2 separate regions of the Mus musculus genome follow, and region 2 is linked to region 1. A link is a loop called in an ENCODE intact Hi-C map of the cell type or tissue named here. Cell type or tissue: left cerebral cortex. All regions are shown on one strand.

Evidence for each region. Hi-C counts contacts between places; a loop is a spot of excess contacts. Peaks named below come from ENCODE experiments on the same cell type or tissue, not always from the same donor. Only the 100,000 strongest peaks of a DNase experiment are listed, where the experiment ranks them.
Region 2: a loop joins it to region 1, with 3 times the contacts of the local background. A loop is called at or near these places in 29 of 42 quality-filtered maps.

The regions. Positions count from the first base shown.
Region 1 is chr10:91,056,871-91,064,870 of GRCm38, reverse strand. It overlaps Apaf1 (apoptotic peptidase activating factor 1), which reads left to right. Exons shown (of 27, transcript NM_009684.2): 6 at 2,655-2,767; 7 at 3,042-3,173; 8 at 4,585-4,823; 9 at 5,131-5,298; 10 at 6,429-6,560. Among named protein-coding and RNA genes, the nearest start is that of Apaf1, 22 kb to the left of the region's middle. In left cerebral cortex, CTCF peaks have their summits at 3,897 (motif pointing left) and 6,778; DNase peaks (open chromatin) are centred at 599 and 3,817.
Region 2 is chr10:91,132,682-91,140,681 of GRCm38, reverse strand. No RefSeq gene overlaps it. Among named protein-coding and RNA genes, the nearest start is that of Slc25a3, 13 kb to the right of the region's middle. In left cerebral cortex, no CTCF peak of the experiment used is centred here; DNase peaks (open chromatin) are centred at 3,105 and 4,919; H3K27ac peaks cover 222 bases.

The sequences.
Region 1 (8,000 bases):
ATGTCCTTTTACTTTTATGTGCATAATCTGGCACAAATACCAACTTAGGCACACACAAACCACGAAAATACTTGGTATAGCATCATGTTACCGTGTCTTTTAGCAACAGACATAGAAGAAAACAAAACTGACAAATTTCTGAAGATGAATTAAAGATAATGATTTTAAGGAAACATACACATAAGTAAGTAGATAAATAAAAAGTGTTCTAAGTGAGACTAAATAAATAAATAAATAAATAAATAAAAAAAGACAAAACTGATCTCAAAAAGCAACAAGAAGCCGGGCACGGTGGTGCACGCCTTTAATCCCAGGACTTGGGAAGCAGAGTGCAGGTGGATCTCAATGAGTTGGAGGCCAGCCTGGTGTACAGAGCAAGTTCCAGGACAGCCAAGGGTACATAGAGAGACCCTGTCTTAAAAACAAAAAGAAAAAAAAAAGAACGTTCCTGGAACCGCTGTTCTTCAGAAATGAAAGGCAAGTAAATTCTTTCCAAGCGAACTGACTTAATTAGCACTACCAGGCTGGATTCTTAAGGCAGTCCTGCACAGATGGGAAAGGATAACTGTCTCAGGGAAGCACTCGAAAGCACACCGCTCACTGGCAGAGCATCCATGGAAAGAAAATCAGCACACCACAAAGGAGAGCAACCCAGCTACAAACCCTTTGGTCTACAGTGGTGACCTGCTTGCAGGATACTGGTGGCACGAAGCCTGTGGTAGCAATCACTGTCTCACCCCCAAGGTTTCAAAAGCCTATGCCAGGGCAAGTGTATGGTTCTCTGCCAGCGGCCTGTGGACCAGGATGTAAAGCTCCCAGCTACTCTCCCAATGCCACGCCTGCTTGCTTCCTGCCATGATGACAATGACAAGCTGTCTGAAACTGTAACCAAGTTTCTATTAGGAGCTCTTTTAGGCAACTTTTATAAAAGAAAGCATGGGACCCATTCCTGACATTGTTTAGGTGGCCAAGAACCCGAGATAGGGACCTAGGGGAAAATCAAATACCATTGTTCTGCCAAAAGAGCATAGCAGAAAAGTGACTCCTAATGACCTTCTGTGACACTCACAGATCAGTGTCTTGCTCAGCCATGATCAGAGAAACTTCCTCCTGTAGGTGCTGGGAACAAAATCAGAGACTCATAGTGCAGAGACACCGTGCAGAGAGAGACCTTGGACCACTCAGTCCTAAATGGGATGTGTCCATCAAATCTTTCCCCTCAGGATTCGGGGACCTCTGTGGAAGAGGAAGCAGAGAGATTGTAAGAGCCAGAGGACTAATGAAGGACACCACAAACACAGGCCTTCTGGGTACAGCAGGGTCGCTGCACATAAGCACACACGTTACTGGGAGCGAGAGGATGAGTTTCTTCAGTGCTAGGCTGCCTCGGAGTGTCGCTGCTACACCAAGTCCCCGTGCCCGTGTTCAGGCTGCCCTTGAGGCTTGAGATTGCCAGTCTTGTCCAGAGGCTTACTGTCTGGCTTACTGTGTGACTTATTTCCTCTCCTGCCCAGGAAGCTGTGTTGGATGGGGACTGTTTCCTATTATTTCCCTCTGTGTTAGCCTTCTGTGTTTTTTTTATTTTTCATTTATTTATTTATTTTTGGCTTTTTTTGAAAAATTATTTGTTTTGTGTGTATTAGTATTTTGCCTGTATATGCAATATGTGTGTGCTTAATGCCCATGGAAGCTAGAAGAGGGCCTTGATTTTCCTGGAACTAGAATTACAGTTAGCTATTGTTAGCTTCCCTATGAGTTCCGGGGCCAAACTTGATCCTCTGTGAGAGTGGCCAGTTCTTTTAATTGCTGAGCCATCTTTCCAGTCCTGTTTTATTTATTTATTTATTTATTTATTTATTTATTTATTTATTTATTGAGACAGGGTTTCTCTGTATAGCCCTGGCTGTCCTGGAACTCACTTTGAAGATCAGGCTGGCCTCGAACTCAGAAATCTTCCTGCCTCTGCCTCCCGAGAGCTGGGATTAAAGGCATGTGCCACCACTGCCTGGATTATTTTTATTTTTTAAGTTAAATTTATTTTGTGTATGTATGTGCATACATACCTTTATTTATTTTTTGTATAGTTGCCAACCTTGACTTCTGTCTTCGTTACTCTTCTACTGCTGTGAAGAGACACCGTGGCTAAGCAGCTCTTATAGAAGGAAGCATCTCATTGGATTCTTGGTTACAGTTTCAGTTTGTCCATTATCATCCTGGCAGAAAGCAAGCAGGCGTGGCACTGAGAGAATAGCTGAGAGCTTTACATCCTGACCCACAGGCAGCTGGCAGGGAACCATACACTTGCCCTGGCACGGGCTTTTGAAACTTCAAAGTCCACTCGTGACACACCTTCTCCAACAAGGCCATACTTCCTGGTTCTTTCCGGACAGTTCATCAACTGGGGACAAAGCATGTAAATGCATGAACCTATGGGAGCCATTGTTATTCAAACCACCACAGTTCTTCATTTTTTCCTTTGTTTTTCTCTTGAAACTATAATCTCGCCTTTGCTACCCTGACTCTTGTTCATGGCCATACATGGAAGGAACTTCTGGTCTGCCAGTTTACTCTTGTCTCAGGATGGTTTTTAAAGGAAGTGCAAAATAAGTGTCATTAGTCCTATTTATTTATTTATTTATTTATTTTTACCTTAGGTCTCTGTTGATCTTGGATGATGTTTGGGATCCTTGGGTGTTAAAAGCTTTTGACAATCAGTGTCAGATTCTTCTTACAACCAGAGATAAGAGTGTTACAGATTCAGTAATGGGTAAGGAGTTTCTGTCTTTTTTTTTTAACTTGGTTTTTCGAGACAGGGTTTCTCTGTGTATCCCAGGCTGGCCTCGAACTCAGAAATCTGCCTGCCTCTGCCTCCCAAGTGCTGGGATTAAAGTCATGCGCCACCACTGCCTGGCGGGTAAAGAGTTTCAATTTACTTTTTAACACTATGGGGAAGTTATTAAACTAGAAGGCGTTGTTTCATCCAGTACATGTACATACGTGACGTGACAAATTGCTTACTTTGTGCCACGATTTTGCTTCAGGTCCTAAGCATGTTGTCCCTGTGGAGAGTGGTCTAGGGAGAGAGAAAGGACTTGAGATCTTGTCACTTTTTGTTAACATGAAGAAAGAAGATCTGCCAGCGGAGGCTCACAGTATTATAAAGGAATGCAAAGGTAGTGCTGCCTGGGTCTGGGGTGTTGTGGGAATGCTGACGCTCTGGTGTAAAGCAGGCTGATGACTACGATAACTTAGCACATCAACACTGGAACCTGCTTTGTGGTATTTAATGGTTAGGTACTTTTGATACCTTAAGTGACTACACTTGGTATTTATTAATTCTTCAAACACCGTTGCATGTACCCACCATATGTTAAAGACTATGTTAATGAGAAAGGTGAAATAAGGTTAAGACCTGTGCTGCCAAACAGTGGAAAATATCCTGAACATCATATAAAATTACTTGGTTTGGACTCTTATACAATTAAAATTTCAGTGTGGTAAGTAGATACTGTTACCCTCTAACACTTTGATGTGAAATCAAAGTTTTACTTGTTCTGAGGATGAGGGAAACAAGAAAACACAATCTCAGCCTTAGTGTCTCTTACTAGACTTTGACAGCACAGATCGCTCGGACACCACCTGTGTAGATATATTTACCAGACAGCATGTGAGTAATCAACTCTGCATGTTTACCAACTGCACGTCCCCTTAATTCTTAAATGGTTTACATGGAAAACGTGACCATCCTACAGGTTGAAAGATCAGCTCCCATGACGACCTCTCTCTGCTTCCAACTTGTCAGTTAACAGGTTGTTTATAACCCATGCTTCTGACTCAGCTTGTTTAATTTGTTTGAGCAGTTTACAGGAATCAGGGAAACACATTTACTGCCCTCTAGAGGATAATACAGACATACAGACAGGAGGTATAGCGATGAGCTCAGGACAGAGGGGAGAGCTTCTGTGCTGCCTTCTGTGTGCCAGCCTGCAGAAGCTCTCCCGTGTGTTCAGCCTCTGCAGTTCCCTCTGGACGCCACTGCATAGGCAGGACTGGCAGCCATGTAGCAAGGGTATTGGACAAGAAGAATAATGCAAAAAAACTGAGCCAATGGTATTGTAATGAGTATCTGCGAGTGAAAGCTGCCTTATTTCTCACGATATTCTTAAAAGACAGACCTTGAAATCTTGAAGTAAGGTAAATCAGGGGCTATAAATACCCATAGGTCTTGGGTAACTTGCATTGAAAATCGTTTCCTGTGCTGGTGAGATGGCTTAGTTGGGTAAAGATGCTTGCTGCCAAGCCTGACAGCCTGAGTTTCATCCAGGCTTGCATGAAATGACAGAGCTGACAAATTGTCCTCTGACCTTCATACACTCATACCCCCATACCCCACCCACCCACACCTCCATCCACCTCCCCACACACTCATGTCCTCCACATACCCACATTAACCGCCCTCCATACACACACACTTGGAGCACGTAGGGAGAGAGAGAGATTTAAAACGATGAAATAAAATTGTTTAGTGGTGATTTTTAACTAAGATGGTATTAATGTAATCACCTCCCCACCTCCCCCCCCCAGGTTCTCCTCTTGTAGTGTCTTTAATTGGTGCGCTTTTACGTGATTTTCCCAATCGCTGGGCATACTACCTCAGACAGCTTCAGAATAAGCAGTTTAAGAGAATAAGGAAGTCTTCATCTTATGATTATGAGGCTCTAGATGAAGCCATGTCGATAAGTGTTGAAATGCTCAGAGAAGACATCAAAGACTATTACACAGACCTTTCCATCCTTCAGAAGGACGTCAAGGTACCTACAAAGGTAATGGACAACCCGCCCTCCTTATCACTGGGTCCTTATGGCATGTGCACTTTGGTAGTTGGACTGACATGAGAGGTGAGGGTACCAAAGTCCCTGCTGTTAGTCTCCATCAAAGGCTCTGTGCTGAGCCTGTTTCTTACTTCTCAGTGGTTCTAGGGAAGGTAGAGAAGCACCCGGTTTTTCATTTTATCTTGGAAACTAATTGAGTCTCTTAAGCCAGAGATATCAAGGAAATAGTGTATTGATCAAAATACTCTGTTTCCCATACTTACTGCTCATTGTCCTTTTATGGTCTGCTAAATGCTAGGTGTTGTGCGTTCTCTGGGACTTGGAAACGGAAGAAGTTGAAGACATCCTGCAGGAGTTCGTTAATAAGTCTCTCTTATTCTGTAATCGGAATGGAAAGTCATTTTGTTATTATTTACATGATCTTCAAGTAGATTTTCTTACAGAGAAGAATCGCAGTCAGCTTCAGGTACTGAAATGCCACTTGTGCTTGAACTTTTGGTTTTGAAACAGTTTTAGACTTGCTATATAAAGACATTCCGGCTGGGCGTGGTGGTGCACGCCTTTAATCCTAGCACTTGGGAGGCAGAGGCAGGCGGATTTCTGAGTTCGAGGCCAGCCTGCCTGGTCTACAGAGTGAGTTCCAGGACAACCAGGGCCACACAGAGAAACCCTGTCTCAAAAAAACCAAAAAAAAAAAAAAAAAAAAAAAAACCCAAAAAACAAACCAAACCAAAAAAAGACATACAAACGATATTGCAGATTGTGTAAACTGTTCCCTTGTTTCCCTTATTGCTAACATCTTACATAACTATAATACAGTTGTCAAAATTAGAAAATTACCATTGATGTACTATTATTAGCTAATAATTCACAAGTTTATTTGGATTTTACCAACGTCTCTACCAATGTTCCTTCAACGGTCCAGATCCAATTCAGGATCCCATCTGATAATGGCAGCATCTGATGTCCCTAATTGTCATCTCCCTAATCAGTGCTTGTCTTTAATGCGAATGAAACCTAAGGCCTGGTGCATAGCAGGCAAGTGCTTTACTCTGGGCTCCGTCTCCAGCCCAGCTGCGGTGGTTTGGAAGAGCGCTAACCAGTTAGTTTAAACTCAGTTCCCTAACTTGACTTTGTCTGCTGTCTTCTGAGTGGCCTGAGGTTGTGCCTCTTTGGCAGGGGCTGGAGAGATGGCACTGAGAGCACCCATGTTAGGTAGCTCACAACTGCCTGTATTTCCAGTTTCAGAGGATCTGACAGTCTCTTCTGGCCCCTTTGGATACTACATTCTATGTACACTAACACACACACACACACACACACACACACACACACACACACACACACACACACGTTTTAAAGAACTATTCAGAAGTGATGCTGTGCCTTTATGCCCTCCTCATCAGGGAGTGAGGTTGGGTAATGTAGATGTTGATTATTTGATTAAAGGGGTGCTTACATGATTCTCCACTCTCTCTCCCTTTTGTAAGCAGCTTGTGGGCGAGATTTTCGTCATAGCTGTGGAAGTGGGAGATCCTCTACTGCTCAGGTTATCGTATTGTTTGCGTCCTCTGATGTGCTTGATGTGGGTTTCAGGATCTGCACAGGAAGATGGTCACTCAGTTTCAGAGGTATTACCAGCCCCACACGCTGTCTCCAGACCAGGAGGACTGCATGTATTGGTACAACTTCCTAGCCTATCACATGGCTAGTGCCAATATGCACAAAGTAAGATGGCACGTTTGAAAATTCTTTTATTTCAATTTCCTGTTTCTATCTATTGTAAATATTTACCCCCTTTGGGTTTATTTATTTATTTTTCTTACAGATTTTATTTATTTCTTTTTTATGTGTATGAATGTTGTGGCTGCGTGTATTTGTATGCTGTACCCAGGGAGGCCAGAAGAGGCTCCAGGCCCCTGGAACTGGGCTTACAAATGGTTGTAAGCTGCCTGATGTGGATACTGGGAAGAGAACCTGGGTCCTGTGCAAGAACAGCAAGTGCTACCAACCATTAAGCTATCAATAAAATTCTTAAATTTTATTTTCTACTTTACTAGATATTTAAATTTTCACATCGTTAAATGCTATGTAAAATTTTTCTTTGGTGTCATGCTTTATCCTATTAGAATCTGAAGATTTTCATGTATGACGTGTGCTTATTTATTTGGTGTGTTTATGTGTGGGTGTATGCGTGTGGAAGTCGGAGGGTAACTTGCTCCCTCCTTCCACTGTATGTGTTCTAAGGACTGAATCTAGGATGACAGGCTTGGTGGCAGCACCTTTACCCTCTGTCTCTCACCAGCCATTGAAATCTTTCTTTTATTTCTTTGTTTAGTTTTTTGAGTCAGGGTTTCTCTGTGTAGCCCTACCTGTCCTGGAACTTGTTCTGTAGACCAGGCTGGTCTTAAGCTCAGAGATCCACTGGTCTCTTTCTCCCAAGTGTTGGGATCGAAGGTGTGTGCCACCACTACCTAGCTAGACTTTTATTGAAAATATATCTTCTGTAAGATTTTTTTATCCCATTTTTACATTTTTTCTTGTGATTAAAAAAAAGAGGTGGGGGTGGGGGGGAATCTTAGTGACCATAGAAAATGAATCCTTTTTTCCTCTTAGCTGTAACCCTCTTTTATCTGCAGTGTGGATTTGTTTCTAAGTTTTATGTGGCAATGGAAGGTGGGAAAGGATATTCACTAATTCATTTACTGAGTACTTGTTAGGGCAAAGTTTCTCAACCTTCCTAATGCTATGGCACTTCAGTACATTTCCTCGTGTTGTGGCTACCCTCAACTGTACAATTATTTCATTGCTACTTTATAACTGTAATTTTGCTACTGTTATGATTTATAATGTAAATATCTGATACACAGGATATATATATATATATATATATATATATATATATATATATATATATATGACTATATATATATGGTCACTACCACTAGTGGATGAGGGTGTTTGTTCTTTGTTGTTGTTTGTTTTTTGAGCAGGGTTTCTCTGTATAGTCCTGGCTGTCCTAGAACTCACTCTATAGACCAAGCTGACCTTGAACTCAGCATCTCTAGAGTGCCGGGATTAAAGGCACGTGCTTCTGCTGCCCAGCTATAGCTAGTATTCTTATCATTCCTTTATTCTTAGCAAGCCAACAGAAGAGTGGTAAACCTT
Region 2 (8,000 bases), 76 kb before region 1:
TTACATATAATAATAAATAAATGAATAAATAAGTAAATACTTTAAAAAAAGAAAAAAGACAGGGCTTCTCTGTGTAGCCCTGGCTGTCCTGGAACTCTCTGTACACCAGGCTGGCCTCCAACTCATAGACATCGGCCTGCTTCTGCCTCCTGAGTGCTGGAATTAAAGGTGAGCACCATCACCTCCTGGCTAGTTCTTTCCTTTTCGAAAAGTATTATTGTGTGTGCAAAGGTTGCGTGTGTGTGGAGGGCAGAGGACAACTTTATTGAACTGGTTCTCTCTTCCTTGATGTGGGATCTGGATAGCAAGCTCTCCACCTTTATGTGGGTTCCACATAGCAAATTCAAACTTTCTGGCAAAATGTTTTTACCCCCTGAACCGTCTGCAGGAACCCTTATTACCAAGTCATGTTCAGAGCTCACAGCACGACTGCTCTCTAGAAATCTGCAGACAGCTGGGTGGTGGTGGCGCACGCCTTTAATCCCAGCACTCAGGAGGCAGAGACAGGCGGATTTCTGAGTTCGAGGCCAGCCTGGTCTACAAAGTGAGTTCCAGGACAGCCAGGGCTATACAGAGAAACCCTGCCTCGAAAAACAAAAACAAAACCAAACAAGAAATCTGAAGACAGTTTGAGGAAGATCAGCCGAGGGCTCACCAACCCAATGACAATGTTGAAGAATGTGTTTGGTTGACCTTGACTGTAATCCTGATTATTTTTTTTCCAGACAAAACATGAAAGTGCCCTGCTTAACTGTACATTTTGAATTATCTAATTCCTTTACAGTAAGTATACCATGCTAGTTATAAGCAAAATGTTTCATAAGGGAATTGGTTAAATAGACACTGGAGGGCTCGGGCCAAGACTTCAGAGGCTACAGAGACTATAACTGAAGACAGCAGCCAATGCCTCTGCTGCAGAAGGCACTAAGGGGAAATGCTGGGTTCATGGAACTTCCCAATGGCAGGAGGGGAGCCTCGGACTATACGGAGGTTAGTACTGTCATGGTAAAAACAGTCGCAGTTACAAAATTCACTCTCTAACCACTTAGAAAACGCAGCACCTTGAAAAGGGAACACTGGAACTGGAGAGATGGCTCACTGAGTAAAGAAGTCTGGTGGCCAGAGTTTGATCGCCAGAGCCATGTGGTGGAAGGAGAGAGCCAGCTACTACAAATTTTCCACTGACCTGTACACTTGTGTGTGTGTGTGTGTGTGTGTGTGTGCGCGCACACACACACACGCACAAGTGCTTTGTTTAGTCACATGAATTTTAAATATAAAAAGGGACACTAACAAGTCATTTTAGCCTAGTTCTAATCCCATATCAGTAAACTGCAGGGCAAAGACATCTATTTTAAGCTGAGTCAGTCATGTGATAAGTGGCTCCGACAGAGAAATGTGGAGACCGAAACTGCTTTGTGGTGATCCTTGAACTTGGAATTGCAGTGATATCTCCACTATCTCTTGACGTGTGCTTGTTAATCGTTCAGACGGTATTTATGGAACATTTTCTATACATGCGCTGAGAATCCTCTGATGAGCAAAAGCAACCCTTGTAGGATATGTGGGCTTTTTATTTTTTAAGTCAATGTATGTATGTTTCTGTGTATGGATTTGTAGATAGTACAGGTGCTACAGAGGCTAGAAGAGGGCATCAGAGTCCCTGGAGCTGGAGTTAGAGCCTTTGTAGAGAGAAATTTTTTGTTTGTTTTGCTTTGCTTTTTGGAGACAAGGTTTCTCTGTGTAGCTCTGGCTGTCCTGGAACTCACTTTGTATACCAGGCTGGCCTCGGACTCAGAAATCCTGTATCACCTGTCAATTTAAAAAGACCTATGGCCTATAGGAAAGGGTGGAATAGAAGGTGGGACATCTGGTAGGCAGAGAGAATTCTGGGAGAGTTCCAGACACAGGAAGATGTGCAGAGAGATGTATGGTAAGCTGAGAGCCTGTGATGTGCCAAGAAATAAAGAAGGGCTTCAGAAATAACAGGGACTGGTCAAAAGAACAAAGGATCAGACTCGAAGGTCTACACTGGCCATGTTAGAGGCAATATGAATATGAAATGACAATTCATCAACCACCACAGTTGTGGTTTGAATAAAAATGACCCCACAGTGCCCATAGGGAGTAGCACTGTTAGTGGGTTTGGTCTTGTTGGAGTGGGTGTGGCCTTGTTGAAGGAAGTGTGTCATTAGGGGCCAGGCTTCTGAGGTCCCAGAAGCTCAAGCCCAGGGTCGGTGACTCACTGTCACAGGAAGACCTACTTCCTGCCCATCCAGATGTAGAACTCTCCAGCATCGTGTCTGTTTGTGGGCCACCATGACAATAACAGACTAAACCTCTGAATCTGTAAGCCATTCCCAATATAACTCTTTTTTTTTTAAAGATTTATTTATTATTATATGTAAGTACACCGTAGCTGTCTTCAGACACACCAGAAGAGGGAGTCAGATCTTGTTATGGATGGTTGTGAGCCACCATGTGGTTGCTGAGATTTGAACTCTGGACCTTCAGAAGAGCAGTCGGGTGCTCTTACCCACTGAGCCATCTCACCAGCCCCCCAATATAACTCTTAAGAGTTACCATGGTCGTGGTGTCTATTTGCAGCAATAGAAACCCTAAGACAACAGTTACTGATTGATTCCAGTTAGAGTCAGGAGTGGGCAGACAGGTGTGGGGCATCATGCCTTTAATCCCAGCACTCCATGGGCTACTGAGAAAATGCTTGTCAAAACAACAAAGCAAGAGTCAACTATTGATGTGAAAATTAGCGAGAGGGGGGTTGATGAGCAGAATATTTCGCGACCTCAGAATCCCCTCCCCCACACCACCTACTATTACAGAGGAAAATGCCCTAATGAAAAGGCCTGGCGGACGACTCTGCGCATTAGCATTCACCTCGCAAGGAATGAATAAACTGGTATCTAGTGCTTCTTACAAATCACCCAGAACCAGGCCCTTCTGCGTCATCCCCGCCATCACATCATCTGAAAAGGTCAGAGAAACCGGAAAGGGCTAGCATTCTCCACGCTGAGCTGAGCTCCTATACGCTGAGCTCCTCTGTATAATGCCAAGGTCATAAGCCAGGAAGAAAGAACTCCAGGCCAGAGAGAAGGAAACAGCACAGCACGGAAGTTCAGGCTGAATGCTACATGGGCTTCCTGAGTAGCTTCTGGAAGAAAAAGCAACTTTCACTTCTCTGTTTTGTTTTTTTGGTTTTTCGAGACAGGGTTTCTCTATATAGCCCTGGCTGTCCTGGAACTTACTTTGTAGACCAAGCTGGCCTCGAACTCAGAAATCTGCCTGCCTCTGCCTCCCGAGTGCTGGGATTAAAAGGCGTGGGCTACCACGCCCGGCTATTTTTTTTTTTTTAAGACCCAGCAATTGGAAGGCAGAGAAAAATGGGTCTTTAAGTTCCAGGCTAGCCTGATCTACAGAGCAAGTTCCAGGACAGCCAGGGCTAGAGCTACACAGAGAAACCCTATTTCTAAAAACAAAAACAAACCACTGTGCCAAGGTCTCAGATACCCCAGGCTAGCCTCCAGCTCTTTTTATGTAGCAGATGATGACCTTGAACCCCTGATTCTGTCACCTCTACCTCCTAAGTGCTGGGATTGCCAGTGTGAGCCTCCGGTGTGTTCAGGCCTTCATGCATGCTGGACAGTCTACTAACTGAGCCACATCCTCAGACCAGCTTGTTCTTTTTGCTTATATGTTTGTTTGAGACAAGGTCTCACTGTGTAGCCCTGGGTGATCTGGAACTGGGTGATATAGACCAGGCTGGCCTTGAACTCAAAGATCTGTGGGCCTCTGCCTCCCAAGTCTTGGGATTCTGCCACCATGCCCAGGTCATATTCTTTTACATATGTGATTTTACCTTGCCTTCACCTGATTTATTTTTTTCCCCTTTCACAGTATTTCTTTTTTCTTTCTTTCTTTCTTTTTAATTTTTTTGTTTGTTTGTTTTTTTGTTTTTCAAGACAGGGTTTCTCTGTATAGCCCTGGCTGTTCTGGAACTCACTTTGTAGACCAGGCTGGCCTCAAACTCAGAAATACACCTGTCTCTGCCTCCCAAGTGCTGGGATTAAAGGCATGCACCACTACTACCCAGCCACAGTATTTCTTAAGAGTGAATAGTAGGACATAAAAAAATAAGATATTTTTTAAATTAGCTGTGTTGGTAGTCTGTCTGGGCAGTGGTGGTGCATGCCTTTAATCCCAGCACTCAGGAGGCAGAGGCAGGTAGATTTCTGAGTTTGTGGCTAGCCTGGTCTAAACATAAGTTCTAGGACAGCTAGGACGACACAAAGAAACCCTGTCTTGAAAACTCAAAATAATAAATAATTAAATAAATAAACAAATAAATTCATTTCATTTTTTTTCTTGTCTCATTGTGTCTTGTGGGTTTTGAGAGCCTCACTGTGTAACCCTGGCTAGCTTAGAACTCTGAATATAAGTCAGACTGGCCTCCAACTTGCAGAGACCTACTTGTTTCTGCCTCTTGGGTCTGAGATTAAAAACACGAGTCATCCTTCCTAGCATTATTAGATATTAAAAAATTAATTTTATGTGCATAAATGTTTTGCCTGGATGTTGGTAGCATGACCATATGTTCACAGAGGCCAGAAGAGGGCCTCAAACCCAGGTCCTCTGGAAAAGCAGCCAGTGCTGTTAACCACTGAGCCATCTCTCCAGCCCTGAAAACTCTTCCCCACCCCAACTCCAGAATAAAACCAATTTATTCTTATTAATTCACAAAACACAATACAGTTAGTTCAAAGAGGTCAAACACTTGCCCATTAACCACCCTACAAGCCTCAGTGAACATCGACAATTATAACTCTTTTTGTGGTCATTCTGAAAGAATGGAGCTTTTAGAAATCTAGGTCCCCATTTGCACTAGCAATTATATAGAGCCAATTACATTTCTTCAGTTTGTATTTCTTAATTAGATTCAACCATTTCCAATTCTGCTCTGCCACGCACTTAGTTGAAGCTGGCACAGAGCTTGAAGTCATTCTAGTGCTGGGAATGCCCTAGAAACTGCTTGATCTCAAGAGATCAGGACCCACAAACTGCTGGTCTGGCAGCTGATCCCCCTGAAGCTCCTGGTTAAGTGATGTCAGGCTTTTCAGGCTCAGCACTGCCACCTCTGCTGAAGGCCCCGGCGATGGCGTGATCCAGGGTGTTCCGTACTACAGAGCCCATGGTCACACCAACTGCAGTGGATGCCATCTGGGCTACCAGGCCTGGCTGCCAGGGTGCAGAAGCAAGTGAGCCAACTGCAGGTAGTGCAGCTGCTGCTGGAGGCTGACCTGCAGGTGATCTTCTGGGAGCAGCTCTCATTTGAGTGACGACCTGGGAGATGCTGCTTCAACTTCCACAAGTCATCCCAGAGGTTCATAGATTCAGTGTTCAGAGAAAACAGACTGCCCTGAAAATTCTTAGTAGTTAAGGCTGAGGCTTAGCCATTTACTCAGAAGAAAATTCACTTATGTGACGAGCTATGAAAACTCTTAATATATAAAGACTATGTCTTAGGGTTTTGCTGCTATGAACAGATACCACGACCAATGCAAGTCTTATAAAAGACAACATTTAGTTGGGGCTGGCTTTCAGGTTCAGAGGTTCAGTCCACTATCATCAAAGCAGGAGCAGGGCAGCATCCAGACAGGCATTGTATAGGAGGAGCTGAGAGTTTTACATCTTCATCTGAAGGCTGCTAGCAGAATACTGGCTTCCAGGCAGCTAGGAGTAGCCCAAACCCACAGTGACACACCTACTCCAACAGGGCCACACCTTCTAATAATGCCACTCCCTGGGCCAAGCATGTACAAACCATCACAGACTATATAAATCATATCCAAATGGCAAGAAATGGCTTTGTTCCAAAGTCAGTAACAAAGCTGGGCGTGGTGGCGCAGGCCTTTAATCCCAGCACTCAGGAGGCAGAGGCAGGTGGATCTCTGAGTTTGAGGCCAGCCTGGTCTACAGAGTGAGTTTCAGGACAGTCAGGGCTATACAGAGAAATCCTGTCTCGAAAAACCAAAAAAAAAAAAAAAAAAAAGTCAGTATCAAAATTGGTACACATAATGCCACAGACGTATTAGGACACAGTGTAGGGAATCTTGGATTTTATCATTACACAAATGAGATGACTAGTTTTTCTCAACTTGATACAAACTAGAGTCAACTAAGAAGAGGAGACCATAACTGAAGAATGGACTCCATTCTATTGGCCTGTAGGAAGGTCTGTGGGGGCTTTTCCTTGATTAATTATTGATGTGAGAGGGCACAGCCACTCTGGGTGGTGCCACCTCTGAACAAGTGGTGCTGGGCTGTGTAAGACTGCGAGATGAGCAAGGCAGTAAGCAGTGCTCATTTCTTCATAGTCTCTGCTTCAGTTTCTACCTTGAATTCTTCCCTTAATGATGAACTGTAAGCTGTAAGCTGTAAGCCAAATACTCCATTTCTAAACCCAAGTTGCTTTTAATTATGATAAGTATTAGTCACTTTACTGCTGTGATAAACTACCATGATCAAAGTAAAGGGTTTATTTGGGCTTATGGTACCAGAGGAATAAGAAGTTACCAGTAGCCAGGCATGGTGGTGCACGCCTTTAATCCCAGCACTCGGGAGGCAGAGGCAGGTGGATATCTGAGTTTGAGGCCAGCCTGATCTACAAAGTGAGTTCCAAGACAGCCAGGGCTATACAGAGAAACCCTGTCTCAAAAAATAAAAAACAAACAAACAAAAACCGCACACACAAACTAGAAGTTATCAGTATCATTGTGGGGAGGCATGGTGGCAGGCAAGCATGGTGGATAGAGCAGCAGCAATCTGAGAGCTCACATCTTTTACCTTAAGCATGAAGCACAAAGAGAGAGAGAGAGAGAGGGAGAGAGAGAGAGAGAGAGAGAGAGAGAACTAGAAGTGGCACAAATTTCTAAAGTCTCAAAGCTTGTCTCAATGACATACTTCTTCTAGCAAGGCCATACCTCCTAGACCTCCCCAAACAGTGCTACTAATTGGGGACCAAGGGTTTAAATACGTAAGTCGGGACTGGAGAGATGGCTCAGCGGTTAAGAGCACTGGCTGTTCTTCCAGAGGTCCTGAGTTCAATTCCCAGCAATCACATGGTGGCTCACAACCATCTGTAATGAGATCCAATGACCTCTTCTGGTGTGTCTGAAGACAGCTACAGTGTACTGGTATAAAATAAACAAACAAATAAATAAATCTTTAAATACATAAGTCTATGGGGGACATTCTCATTTAAGCATAGTGTTTATTAGAGCAACAGGAAAAGTAACTAGGACACCAAGTAATTTATAGGAACTTCGACCATCCATTGGTGGGCTCACCAATCTGACAGATAGAGGTCAGTGAAGTCACACATCCAGGCTAAAGCAATCAGATTTTATAGCGTTTAGGTAAGGGGTGGTGATTTGTCAGTTAGGAACTCGGATTATGTCCATACATGGTCAAAACCTGAGCCCCTGGGCGGGCACTCTTGGGTAGGTGGCAGGAACTTGGAGAGATGACATGTTAGTCTGGAGAAGTTTTCTCTAAGTGGGTCTGGGAGTTTTCTCTGTGCAGGCAAGGTTGGGGGAAGGATGTTCTAGACTAACACTCTGAACTGGTGCATCCCAGAACTCCTCAGAAGGCTCTTTAAGGTCTGAGAGCAGCTATGTTTTTCCAGGAGCTTTGACACTATTAGAAATGACCTCTGGATGGGTAATTGTGTTGATTTGAATATGCTTGGCCCAGGGAGCAACTCTATTAGGAGGTATGGCCTGTTGGAGTAGGTGTGGCCTTGTTGATTGAAGTGTGTCATTGTGGGCATGGGCTTTAAGACCCTCATCTTAGCTCCTTGGAAGCCAGTCTTTTGTTTGCCTTCTGAAAGATGTAGAACACTCAGCTCTTCCTATATCATACCTACCTGGGCACTGCCATGTTCCCGCCTTGATGATAATGAACTGAGCCTCTGGACCTGTAAG